Regions from separate parts of the Homo sapiens genome. Here region 2 is linked to region 1. Evidence: chromatin contacts called from ENCODE Hi-C or POLR2A ChIA-PET data. All regions are on one chromosome and are shown on one strand. The core of a region is the stretch at or near the end of the contact, and the rest is flanking DNA. Distances in the headings are between cores, read along the strand shown. Region 1 overlaps LOC105374928 (a long non-coding RNA gene). Region 2 has its middle 130 kb from the start of NEDD9.

What was found. A loop is a pair of places that touch in the nucleus more often than their neighbours do. ChIA-PET counts read pairs that join two places held with the same protein, here RNA polymerase II (POLR2A). Pooled maps may share reads with other maps.
Region 2: a loop to region 1 is called in a map with no recorded cell type, with 8 times the contacts of the local background. The contact joins two enhancer-like sites. A Hi-C loop is called at or near these places in 3 of 168 maps with a recorded cell type or tissue (B cell, GM12878 and GM13976), 34 of 37 single-sample maps with no recorded cell type and 18 of 50 pooled maps. POLR2A ChIA-PET finds 5 or more read pairs at or near these places in 7 of 52 experiments (GM12878, OCI-LY7, activated B cell and 3 more).

What each region holds. Positions count from the first base shown.
Region 1 is chr6:11,457,928-11,463,538 of GRCh38, reverse strand. All of the region lies in intron 1 of LOC105374928 (a long non-coding RNA gene), which reads right to left. Among named protein-coding and RNA genes, the nearest start is that of TMEM170B, 77 kb to the left of the region's middle. RefSeq lists an enhancer at 3,128-3,317. Within about 2 kb of position 2,643, at least 7 of the 41 ENCODE cell types and tissues checked have a DNase peak (open chromatin) inside an H3K27ac peak, as active enhancers do; they include B cell and GM12878, where a contact is called at or near this core.
Region 2 is chr6:11,362,888-11,368,498 of GRCh38, reverse strand. It overlaps a transcript of NEDD9 not described here. Among named protein-coding and RNA genes, the nearest start is that of NEDD9, 130 kb to the right of the region's middle. RefSeq lists a silencer at 3,089-3,383. Within about 2 kb of position 2,690, at least 18 of the 41 ENCODE cell types and tissues checked have a DNase peak (open chromatin) inside an H3K27ac peak, as active enhancers do; they include B cell and GM12878, where a contact is called at or near this core.

The DNA of each region.
Region 1 (5,611 bases), core at 1,394-3,893:
AAATACACTGATTCTACGCCCCCACTCATAGCAGCATCATTCACAATCGCCAAAAGGTGGAAGAAACCCAAGTATCCATTGACAAGTAAATGGATAAACGTGTGGTATATTTATACAATGGAATATTATTCTGCCTTAAAAAGAATGGAAATTCTGACACACGCTACAACATGGATGCACCTTGAGAGCAAAATGCTTAGTGAAATAAGTCAGTCACAAAAGAACAAACACTGTATGATTCCGCTTACGTGAGGTACCTAAAGTAGCCAAATTTGTAGAGAGAGAAAGTTGAATTGCAGTTGCCAGGGGCTGTGGAGAGTGGGAAATGGGAATTGCTTAATGGGCATTGAGTTTCAGTTCTGCAAGATGAAACAGTTCTGGAATTGGTTGCACAACACTGTAAACATACTTAACACGACTGAACTATACACTAAAAAAATGGTTAAGATGGTAAATTTTATGTTACGTGTATTTCACCACAATTTAAAAATATCATTTAAATACTGATTTCAATCAAACCAACTATAGCGGTCACGGTGGCCACCAATTAGCGGGAGGGTATTCTGTTGTTTCTGATCTGTGAGATCTGATGAAATTATCAATGCTTTTCCCTGTCAGCAGCCAAGCTCAGTGATATGCCGCAGCTGTTGCCTGTGTTCCCCAGTACGAGAAAGAGTCTGGGCCACCCACCTTTGGCCTTTGATTCTTTGCTAGGGGAGCCACAGATATGATCCTTGAATTAAGGAGGACGTGTGGAGAAAATGCATGTATGCATCCCTGAGGTCACCCTGCTGAACCCCTTTACACATGGCAGAATGAGTGGCAGTGTTAAAAACTTCCATGTAGGTCAATAGTGTCAAATCTCATGGTTGTCAAATGGAACATTTTTGTTTCTGATGACATCGTTGGAGCTCCAGGAAATAGCCTAGGGTCTCTGTATTTGAATCCATGTTTTCTCATGGCATGTGAATGTCAAGTCTGCAGTCTGGAACATGGGCAATTCCCTCAAGCAGAAAATGGTTGCACTCTCTCATTAATTAGGACCTATTCAGATATCTATGATCAGTGGTTTCAATATGAACCCTTTAGGTTAGAATTGCTGCCTATCAATTCTTTTTTTTTTTTTTTGAGACCGAGTCTCGCTGTCTCCCAGGCTGAAGTGCAGTGGCGCAATCTCGGCTCACTGCAAGCTCTGCCTCCCGGGTTCACACCATTCTCCTGCCTCAGCCTCCCGAGTAGCTGGGACTACAGGTGCCTGCCACCACGCCTGGCTAATTCTTTTGTATTTTTAGTAGAGACGGGGTTTCACTGTGTTAGCCAGGATGGTCTGGATCTCCTGACCTCGTGATCCGCCTGCCTCAGCCTCCCAAAGTGCTGGGATTACAGGCGTGAGCCACAACGCCCAGCCTATCAATTCTTTCAAAGTGTGTTTAAATTACACTAGTATGTGTGAGTTGCAGATCTTTCATGTTTTCCAGGTGGGAGGGAGAAGGAGAGAGGACAAACATTTCATGTTTCAACACAAATGAGTCTCCTTCAAGTCCAGTGTATTAATTAACAACTGGTTATCCTTAAAAATTGTAGTATAGTGTAAACAGGAATCTATTTATTTCACTAATTAATTCATTTATTTAGACATTAGCATGAATTCTTTATTCTTCCCTCTCTGACTACCTACACATTTCCACTCCCACACACACACGTGTGTGATAAAGTGTGTGTGCATAGTACATCCATCATATAGTACAAGGAAATGTAATTTGAAACAACGACAACTTACGCCACTAAAAGAGTAGACATTTTATCTCTGATACTTTTGACACCTACTATTACAGGCTTATTTCAAGAACACAATTTTCAAATACGTTGTAGTTGGCTCTACAAAAATCAAAATGCAAAATGACAGGTTTTTTTTTTTAACCCCAAATGTCTTATGATTCAAACCCTCTTGAACAGTGTAAGCCACTCTGAAGATCAAGTGCCACCCGTTACGGGAAAGGGTACAAAAGACCTTTGACCTGTCTGCTGCTGGGGAGTTTTGGCCACATCTGGGATTTCCATCAGCACTCACCTTCTTCGGCTCATGAAGAGGCCATGGCAGGTGTTGGTTAAAGAGGGGAAGTTGCTTTCAAAAGACTGAGATGAAAGAACTACTAGAATCAAATAGCTTACTGTAAAGACTGATTCTCTTTTGCACAGTCCTAAGAAATGACCTGTCCTTGGCCTTCCAAGATCTTGCTTCCAGAATATCAACCTGTCAGGACGGGAAAGAAGCAATAGCAGGTGAGACCATCTGAGGCGATCAGAGGGTCTTGATGGCAAAAACAAACTGACTCTATCCCTTTCCCAGACCCCAGACTCCCAGCTATGGTGGGACTAAGAATGCTGAATGCTGGTTCTCAGGCCAGTGAACCTAAGAAACTGAAGAGCACAAAAAGTGCTCTTGGCAGAAACTATTTTAATAGTGCTCGAAATACTTTTAATGAGAAGGGGAAGCAGGAACTTCAAATAAAGTTTCTCTTTTGCATTCCACCAAGAACAGATGTTTGCTTTATTCAAAGAAGTTTCATGGGGGTGATTTCATGCATAGCTAAGAGCAGCAGTAGGGTTTTTTAGCTGTTAGAGCTGGGGTTGATTTACATAATCAGGGTATTACCGCTCCTGTGGCTTTCTACCTATATGCTATTAAACATATGTGTGCTTATATCTGTGTGTGTATGTGTGTGTGTGTTCATAACGCTGGAATCAAGTAAAAGGTCCACCGTCATTTCCTCATCATTCTTGGGAATATTTACAGTATCAGGGCTGCTCTCTTATCCTCCAGCTGTAATAAAGGCAGCACTTTGTACAAAATATCTCATTTAATTTTTATGACAATCCCATGAAATAGGAATTACTGTCCCCACTACATAGATGGGAAGACCGATGCTTAAAGAGGTTGAATACACATGCTAAGGTAGCATAACCAGGAGGTGGCAGAGTTGGGATCTGAGCTGAGGAAGTCCAGGGCTCTCAATTACACTCCCACAAGATAAGGAGCATACATTGTACAGGCTGCACAAAGTCATGAAGAAATCTTGGGTAACCATCTGCAAGCCCATTTACTGATTTCCTCCCTTTAATAGGGCTGACCCACAAGCCCACACACTGTGGCATCCGCTCTCCGCTACCACTTCACCCTGTGTCTCTCTGCTTATGCTGATTTCCGTCCTTTCCAAGATTAGCATTTGGCCTGCCTTCTCTCTATGGCCTCACTGGCCAACCCTGTCAGCAATGTGCCCTGAATAATAGAATCAGGCATAAAGTCCTTGCCCATCTTTCCTAGTAGAAAGGGGATCCCTCCATGGACTTCTGGAGCTGTCCCATTTATGTAGCCATAGCTAACTGCCTAGTCTCTTCTTTCACCAGAGCTCCATGATACCACATCCTGTTGAAAATGACACAAGGAGGAAGAAAAAGTCCCTTTAGGTGGTAGTCATCAACTTTTCCTTTCCACCCCCTCCAGTATGTCTTCATTCTTTCTCTTTCAGCTCTTCAATTTACTGGATTTTTTAAGAGGCTGTGCTCTGTTGCTATGTTCCAGATAGGTAGGTAAGTAGGTAGACAGATTAGATAGATGGATAGATGAATAGATTAGATAAATAGTAGATACATAGATGAATAGATTAGGTAGATGAATAGATAGGTGGATAAATGAATATATTAGACACATGATAGATAAGATAGATAAATAGATTACATAAATAGATAAATAGAAGATAGATGAATGCATTACATAGCTAGATAGATAGGTAAATGGATGGATGGATGGATGGATGGATGGATGGATGGATGGATGGATGGATGGATAGATGTAGATGAATAGATGGATGGATAGGTGAGCAGATAGATAAATAGATAGATGCATATTCTTGGCTTGGGTTACCCCAGAAGCAACCTGAAATAAGAATTCACATGCAAGTAGGAAACACTAGTAGGGGAATAGAGAAGTGAGAAACAGGCAAGAGAAGAAAACCAACCAAAGGAGAATAATCAAGAAAGTTACCACTGAGGGCAAATGAAGCTGAATTCCACTGGGGAATTCTGAGAGACAGTGTAGAGCCTGCTACTCAAAGCGGACCATCATCATCATCATCATCATCATCATCATCATCATCATCATCATCTGAAGCTCTACCACAAATCCACTGAATCAGGATGTGAATTTTTAACAGGATCCCCAAATGATAAAGTTTGTAAAGTACTGAGGTAGAATATGCCTCAAAGTTAATCAGATGAAGGGGTGAGAAAACTGTGATAGTCATTACTAGCTTCCCCCTTAACACTGCTTGTGAGCTGTTTCTGAAGTTAATTCCCCTGCACTCCTGGCTTAGCCTTTGTATGAGCAGGGCATTCATGCCCCAGTGGTCAAAAAGGAAGTCCCCAGACAGAAAATCAAAGGTATTAGCAGGAAGCGGCCCTCAACATGCACAGCTATTACAAGTTCAGCTGTTAAATAGTTAATCTAAATATGATATTAAAACTGAGGTTAAATTATAATAATAAAAACAGCCACAACTCTAATGCTGATTCAAGGTTAAAGATGCATTAAATAGATTGAAATAAGCAGGATTTCATTTAGGCATTTATTCTCAAAAAAGCAGTTGATTTACCTAGTAGAAAAATAACCATTATCACAATTAACTTTAGGAAAATTCAATTAAGATTAATATTATTTTTTACTCAGTAGTTATTTCAGGCCCTCTCAAGCAGGCCATGAGTGAGATCATGAAATATGTTCCCATATTTCATTGACTTATTCTAATTCCTAATATTAACCCCCAGGAGGGGTGGGGAGGCACATGACTGAGGTTTTGCATTGCAAAGACAAACTATGTACTATATTTATTCTGGAGTACATTCACGATCTGAAATTATAGTGGAAAAAAAAAAGACTTGACTCCTATTATAATGCTAAACACTGGTAAAGACATTTGGAGAATATCCAGAAAAATCAGTGACTTCTCCCAGACACAATAGGCGCAATAAGGTAACTACACAAGAAAAGCAGTTTCCACAAAGATGTTAGTTCTGTTACCTCATACACGTATTCTAAAGGAGTACTGGAGTACTTTATAGCACACAAAGAAAAAATGTATTTCTTCAAAAAATTTTAAGATGCATTCAAAAAGTTTCTAAATCAGCTTGGAAAAAAATTAACAAACTAAGAACTTCTTAGAAACACTGAACTTAAAAGAAGTCCCCAAGAAGATTTTCAAGTTAAATATTAGGACTATAGAAAAGTATAAATCCAACATTTTTAGGCATGACAGGATATATTAATTGATGAGCACAAACTATACCTTCACACTTGAACTTCATGAAATATAATTGAAAAGAAAAATAAATGAGCTATATCCTTTCATAAATTTTTTGCTCGACAACACCAAATGAATTCTAAAATATTCTGAACATTATAGAATAAAATTATTGTTCATTTATTAACCAAATACCAAAATCAAAAAACTTTTGCTCAGTAAATGAAAAGTTAATGCATACAGCATATTCTTAACATACAGAATTAATAAAATCCTACTGAATAGTATTTTTTATATATATACTTTAAGTTTTA
Region 2 (5,611 bases), core at 1,441-3,940, 95 kb after region 1:
CAAGTGGGTTTAAAGTTGGAAAACCATGGCGATCATTTGTTTTATTGTGTGTTGATTAGTAGCGTATCCAAGAGTTGTGGTAGTTACTTCGGTGTGACTCATTCAGGAATAGAAGAAAGATTCATTGTATTACTCTTAAAATATAAACAATTCTTAATTTTTCTGTGCTAATGAAGAACCACAGGAATAAATATAGTTGATAGATTAAATTATGTTTATTTTATTTTATCTGTAAATTAAGCAAATCTTCATTGTTTTGCCTTTTTGAAACTTTTCTCCATCTGTTTGGGTTTCTGGGTACCCCCCAGCCCTGGTGTCTTCTTCCCAGCTTGCAAACAGCCATCAGGGCCCAAGGGCAAGGGGAGAAGCCACTGAGGGCCAGACTGCGCACAGTAGCTTCCAAGCAGGCCCTGGGTAATTGAGTTGCTTGACCTTGGCAAGCACAGAACCAGCCTCATCCACGAAAACACGAAAAACACATGTGACTAGGTGCTGAGACTGATGCTTTTGATCACCAGCCCTGACCACACTGAAGAGCCCTTTTAAGAACCAAGGTCCAGTCTCATACAATCCCGAGAGTTCAGACAAAAAGGCCAAAATTCCATAGCTCTGCCGGACTTATTTGCAAGGGGTGCTGTGTAGAAGGTGCCGAAATGGCTAGTAGCTAGGTTTAAGCAATTACAGTCACTAGTTGGTTCAAAGGGATGCCATTCACTCCTGGAATCCTGCTGTCAATGATTGAGCTAGGGAGTTTGGTCTCCAGGGAAGAGTTAAACATTAGACAGGAACCATTACAAAACTTTCCACTAAAAATAAGTTCCTTGTAAGAGAAGTTGAGAGACTTGCTAATTGCAGCTTACTCTAAACCTAATGACAGTCTGTATCATTTGCAAAGAAAGCACAGGATGTGTGAATGATGGTGAGGGAAGTGGGGAGTCTTGGCAGATAGATCTGACTCTGATAGATGCAGTTGGTCCTCTAGACTAGTGATCCATTTTGGAGTAAACTGCATTGGGAGACTGATCAAATTTCCTTTCTCCAGGATTCTTACCAACAGTAAAGACTGATAAAACACATTTGTGCTGCTGTGTTTTTCAAAAGCTCGGCCATATAATAACTTTAACAGACTCCCTAAATTTCAAACATTTCCTTGATGTAGGATGATCACAATAGAAAGGAATGTTATTCTCATCCAGCCATCGGTAAGCTTTTGTCTTCCTTAATCCCAGAAACTAAATCACTGGCTACCTCAGAGGCTCTGACCTAAATCTTAATTGATGCCCACTGCACTTTCAGACCACTGTGTGTGATTTTAACCAGACAAACCAAGGAGGAAGGATTAATGAAGAAAGCCTAATATTTTGACCAATCATAGAGTCCACTGCAGTGCCCTTTCCATTTTAATTGAGCTTTATACGGTTCTCCTCTCGAGGTAACCCTCCTTTCTTAATGTTCAGTACAGCAAAAACTAATCTAGGTTTTCTTTTTAATGTTTGATTTATCTCTTCAATCTTGGTGCTAGGTAACAACATTGGATCAAAATATTAACAGCCAAGATTTAGATATTATTTTACAATTAACACAGCACATTGACTCATATTATTTCACTTTCACAGTGGTCCTGGGGCATGTTTATTGTATCTCCCACTCTACAGATAGTGAAACTGAGGAGATCACGGTGGGAAAGATGACGTAACTCACATGAAGTTGGGCAACTGATCAGATGACACAGCTAGGACTGAAGCCTGGGTCCCCTAAGTCATTTGCTTAGAGCTCATTCAATGACGAGGCAACTCCTTGCTGTGCATCCTTTCAGCACACGTTGTTGGTGTGAAGACGCTGGTTTTCATCAGACTAAAATGCATCTTACTTCAAGATAGGCAGTTTCTGTTTTGGTTTCCACCTCTCATACATTGCTTTTAAAGTGCCAACCTCTAATGGCTATCCCATGAGAAAATCTACTGTAAGTATGAAGTGACCCTTTGGTACTACCAGTTTTTCATCCTAAATCCCTTTTCTTTCTTCTTTCTTTTCCTTTCTCTCTTTCTTTCTTTTTTCTTTCTTTCTTCCTTTCTTTTTCTTTTTTCTTTCTTCTTTTATTTCTCTCTCTCTCTGTCTTGCTCCCCCTTTCTTTCTTTCTTCATTTCTTTCTTTCTTTCTCTCTGTCTTTCTCCTTTCTTTCTTTCTCTTTCTTTCTTTCTTTCCTTCCTTCCTTCCTTCCTTCCTTCTTTCTCAGACTCTCACTCTGTCACCCACGCACAATCTCGGCTCACTGCAACCTCTGCCTCCCAGGTTCAAGTGATTCTCCTGCTTCAGCCTGCTGAGTAGCTGGGGTTACAGGCACATGCCACCACACCCGGTTACTTTTTGTAGTTTTAATAGAGACTGGGTTTCACCTTGTTGGTCAGGCTGGTCTCAAACTCCTGACCTCATGATCTGCCCACCTTGGCCTCCCAAAGTGCTGGGATTACAGGTGTGAGCCACCACGCCCAGCCTCTTTCTTTTTTTGACTGTGTCTCTTGCTCTGTCACTCAGGCTGGAGTGCAGTAGCACAATCTCGGCTCACGGCAACCTCTGCCTCCTGGGCTCAAGTGATTCTCCAGCCTCAGCCCCCCGAGTAGTTGGGTCTACAGATGCATGCCATCACATCCACCTAATTTTTGTATTTTTAGTAGAGACAGGGTTTCACCATGTTGGCCAGGCTAGTCTTGAATTCCTGAGCTCAAAGTGATCCGCCCACCTCGGCCTCCCAAAGTGCTGGGATTACAGGCGTGAGCCACTGCGCCCGGCCCCATTTTATTTTCTTTCTTCTTTTTCTTGGCATTTGTTATGATCAAGCCTTTTTTTTAAGTACTGAATATCCATGGACTCCTTCCAGTTTTACCTCATCAAAATGTGCTTGCAGGGAAGGATTTGGTCTTGTTGATTTCAATTAATGTAACTCCAAGCCACCACTCTTCTGCTATTCACCTTTTAATCTATATTTCTTACTATACATAAGAAGCTTTGCTTCTCTACTTATTTCAAGGAGTGTAGGGTGAAGATGAGGTTTTTAAATCACGGTATCTTTCTTCAGTCCTTTCCTCCAAATTCTACACGTAGATGTACTGTGCTTCAGCCAACTTATCTCTAACTAGGACATTCAGATCTACTAACTAAGCTATGACTTATTATAGGCAGGCGGTCAGCAGGAAGAGCTGTTTTTTTTTGAAAGTAGGACAAGAATAGGTCTATGGAATGTTGGGGTCACTTGGTTTCCTCAATGGAAAGAAACGGGATGTTTCTGCATTAACTAGAACACTTGAAAGGTAGGGAGGGGTGAGGGTGATTGAGAAATGATTTCAACAAACAGAACATTAAGTACTCTGTTTGTCAGACAGCGTGTTCCCATCTGGGGGGTGAGTGGCAGAAAACATAGTCGCCATCATGAGAAGAGCTCCCCTAAATCTGCCCACCCACCTCCAACTCTTGCTCCAGTCAGTTTTTCTGAATGCCCAGCCTGCTACACTGACCCTCACCGCTCTTACCCCGGTGCCAGGGTGAGAGAGGCCAGGGATCAGGTAAGGAAAGAGGAGAGGAAATGCAGAGGCTCCATTTGGCTTATAAAGGAACTGTACCATAATAGTTATTATTGTTTAAAAAAATAGCATGACATCCATTCTATTTCTCTCCCTCTTCTTCAAAGATATTTCAGCCTCAGGGACTTTCTGCTTGTTAGTGGGATGGCGAAAAATGCATGATAGATTTCTAGTTAGTAGGTAGAAGGGACGGGAGATTACATCCTAATACAGTAGAGTAACTATGTTTTATTGAGCACTTAATATGTACTGAGTGAACACACCTGCTTTGATTCACAACCACTTAATGAGGGAACTTTGGAGCCTCCTTAAGGGTTACAAGCAAAAGCTGTGGAGTCAGCTTGCCTGGGTTCAAATCCTAGTTGTGCCATGTACCTGCTGTGTGGCCTTGGTATAGTTACTTAACCTCTCCATGAATCAGCTTCCTCACCTTAAAATGGAGATAATTATAATGTCACACACCTTTGGGGGGAATTCCCAAGGCCACCCCCAGGTTCAATGACTCATTAGGAGGACCCACAGGATTCATCATAGAGACATGCCCACAGCTAAGTTCTATTACCTCAAAGACAAATCAGAATCAGCAAAGGGGAAAGCAACAGAAGAAACCAGACATGAGCTACCAAGAGTCCTCTCCTAGGGGAGTCACACAGGACATACTTAACTCCTCCAGCAACGAGTTATGACAGGTATGAAATGTTGTCTACTAGGGAAGCTCAGTAGATACTTAGTGCCAGAGTTTTGATTTGGAGCTGGTCACTTAGACACCCTCTGTCTGGCATGTACACAAATTCCAGACTCCCAGAAGGAAAGCAGGTGTTCAGCATAAACCATGTTGTTTGCACACACAGTTAAGTCACAGTGAGCCACTCATATCACGGACCAGCAGGAACCCCTCACATGTTCCCAGATGCCAGCCAAGGGCCAGCCTTGCAAGCAGGATTGAGACAGCAGTCTCAGACCTGCTATGTGAACTCTTTACTGCTTGCTACCTTTTGATTGTTGTGAGATTACATAAGGTAATATATATATCTGTTGCTTACAACAGTGCCTAATTTGTGGGAAGCCCTACAGATTTTTTTAGCCCTTACTATTATGCAGAAAAAAAAATACTCAGGTTTAGAATGACTACACAGTCAAAATGGAACAAACTGGAATCTGAATTCACATATCCCCAAAAAAGGTTCATGCATCTATTCACATCACCCTAACATGAGCAAAGTAGCATCCTTCTTCAAACCGTAACTGGGGATGTTGTTGGTGGGTCCCTCCCTTTTCAGGTTCAGAGAAGATGGAGCCTTTCATTCCAGTTGTGTTCTGAAGACAGAGCTTCTTGGAGCTATAAGCACCATTAGGTTGCTTCTTTCTCAGGTTAAACCACTCAGAGTGCATTTATGGTCTGGTACTTAATGCCCCACATGAGCATATTTCAGACTTCCCCCCCATTCCATGAGGCTTGCTTTGTTGATGTCCTTCATTTTTCAGGATACGTATCCACAAATCCATAAGAATTTTCTTCCATAAGATCTAGATAGTGAATCATCTCGCCGTAATTGAAATCATCCCATTGTAAACCATTTTTAGGCTTAAAAAAAATCTGACAAAGAAATTTCTCCCACCTACTTCTCCCAATGCAAAGTAGTTAATCAATCTCTTTAATCATGGGATTACCTCTATCTTATCTTTCACCAGGTTTTCTGGTCTTTGGTTATGTCAGTGGGCAGGGCAGCAGAGTGTCCAATAGCTAGCTGTGAATGCTAAGCAACTGTAGTAGATGCCAAATCAGTTGCACCACCAAAGTCTATGCATTGAAATGAAGTCATTGACTGCAACCAATTTAGATATCTTTTAGTATTTTTTTTTTCAAAGACGGATTTCAAAATGGGAACAGGGCTAGAAGAATCCTTTCAATTTTAAGTTAAAAATTATGCATCATCAATGCAGATTGCCATATGGTTGTAGAGTAAGATGAAACAGAGTCTTAGAGCAATAGTTTATTTCAGCATTAGCATTGTTAGTTGTTAGACATCTGT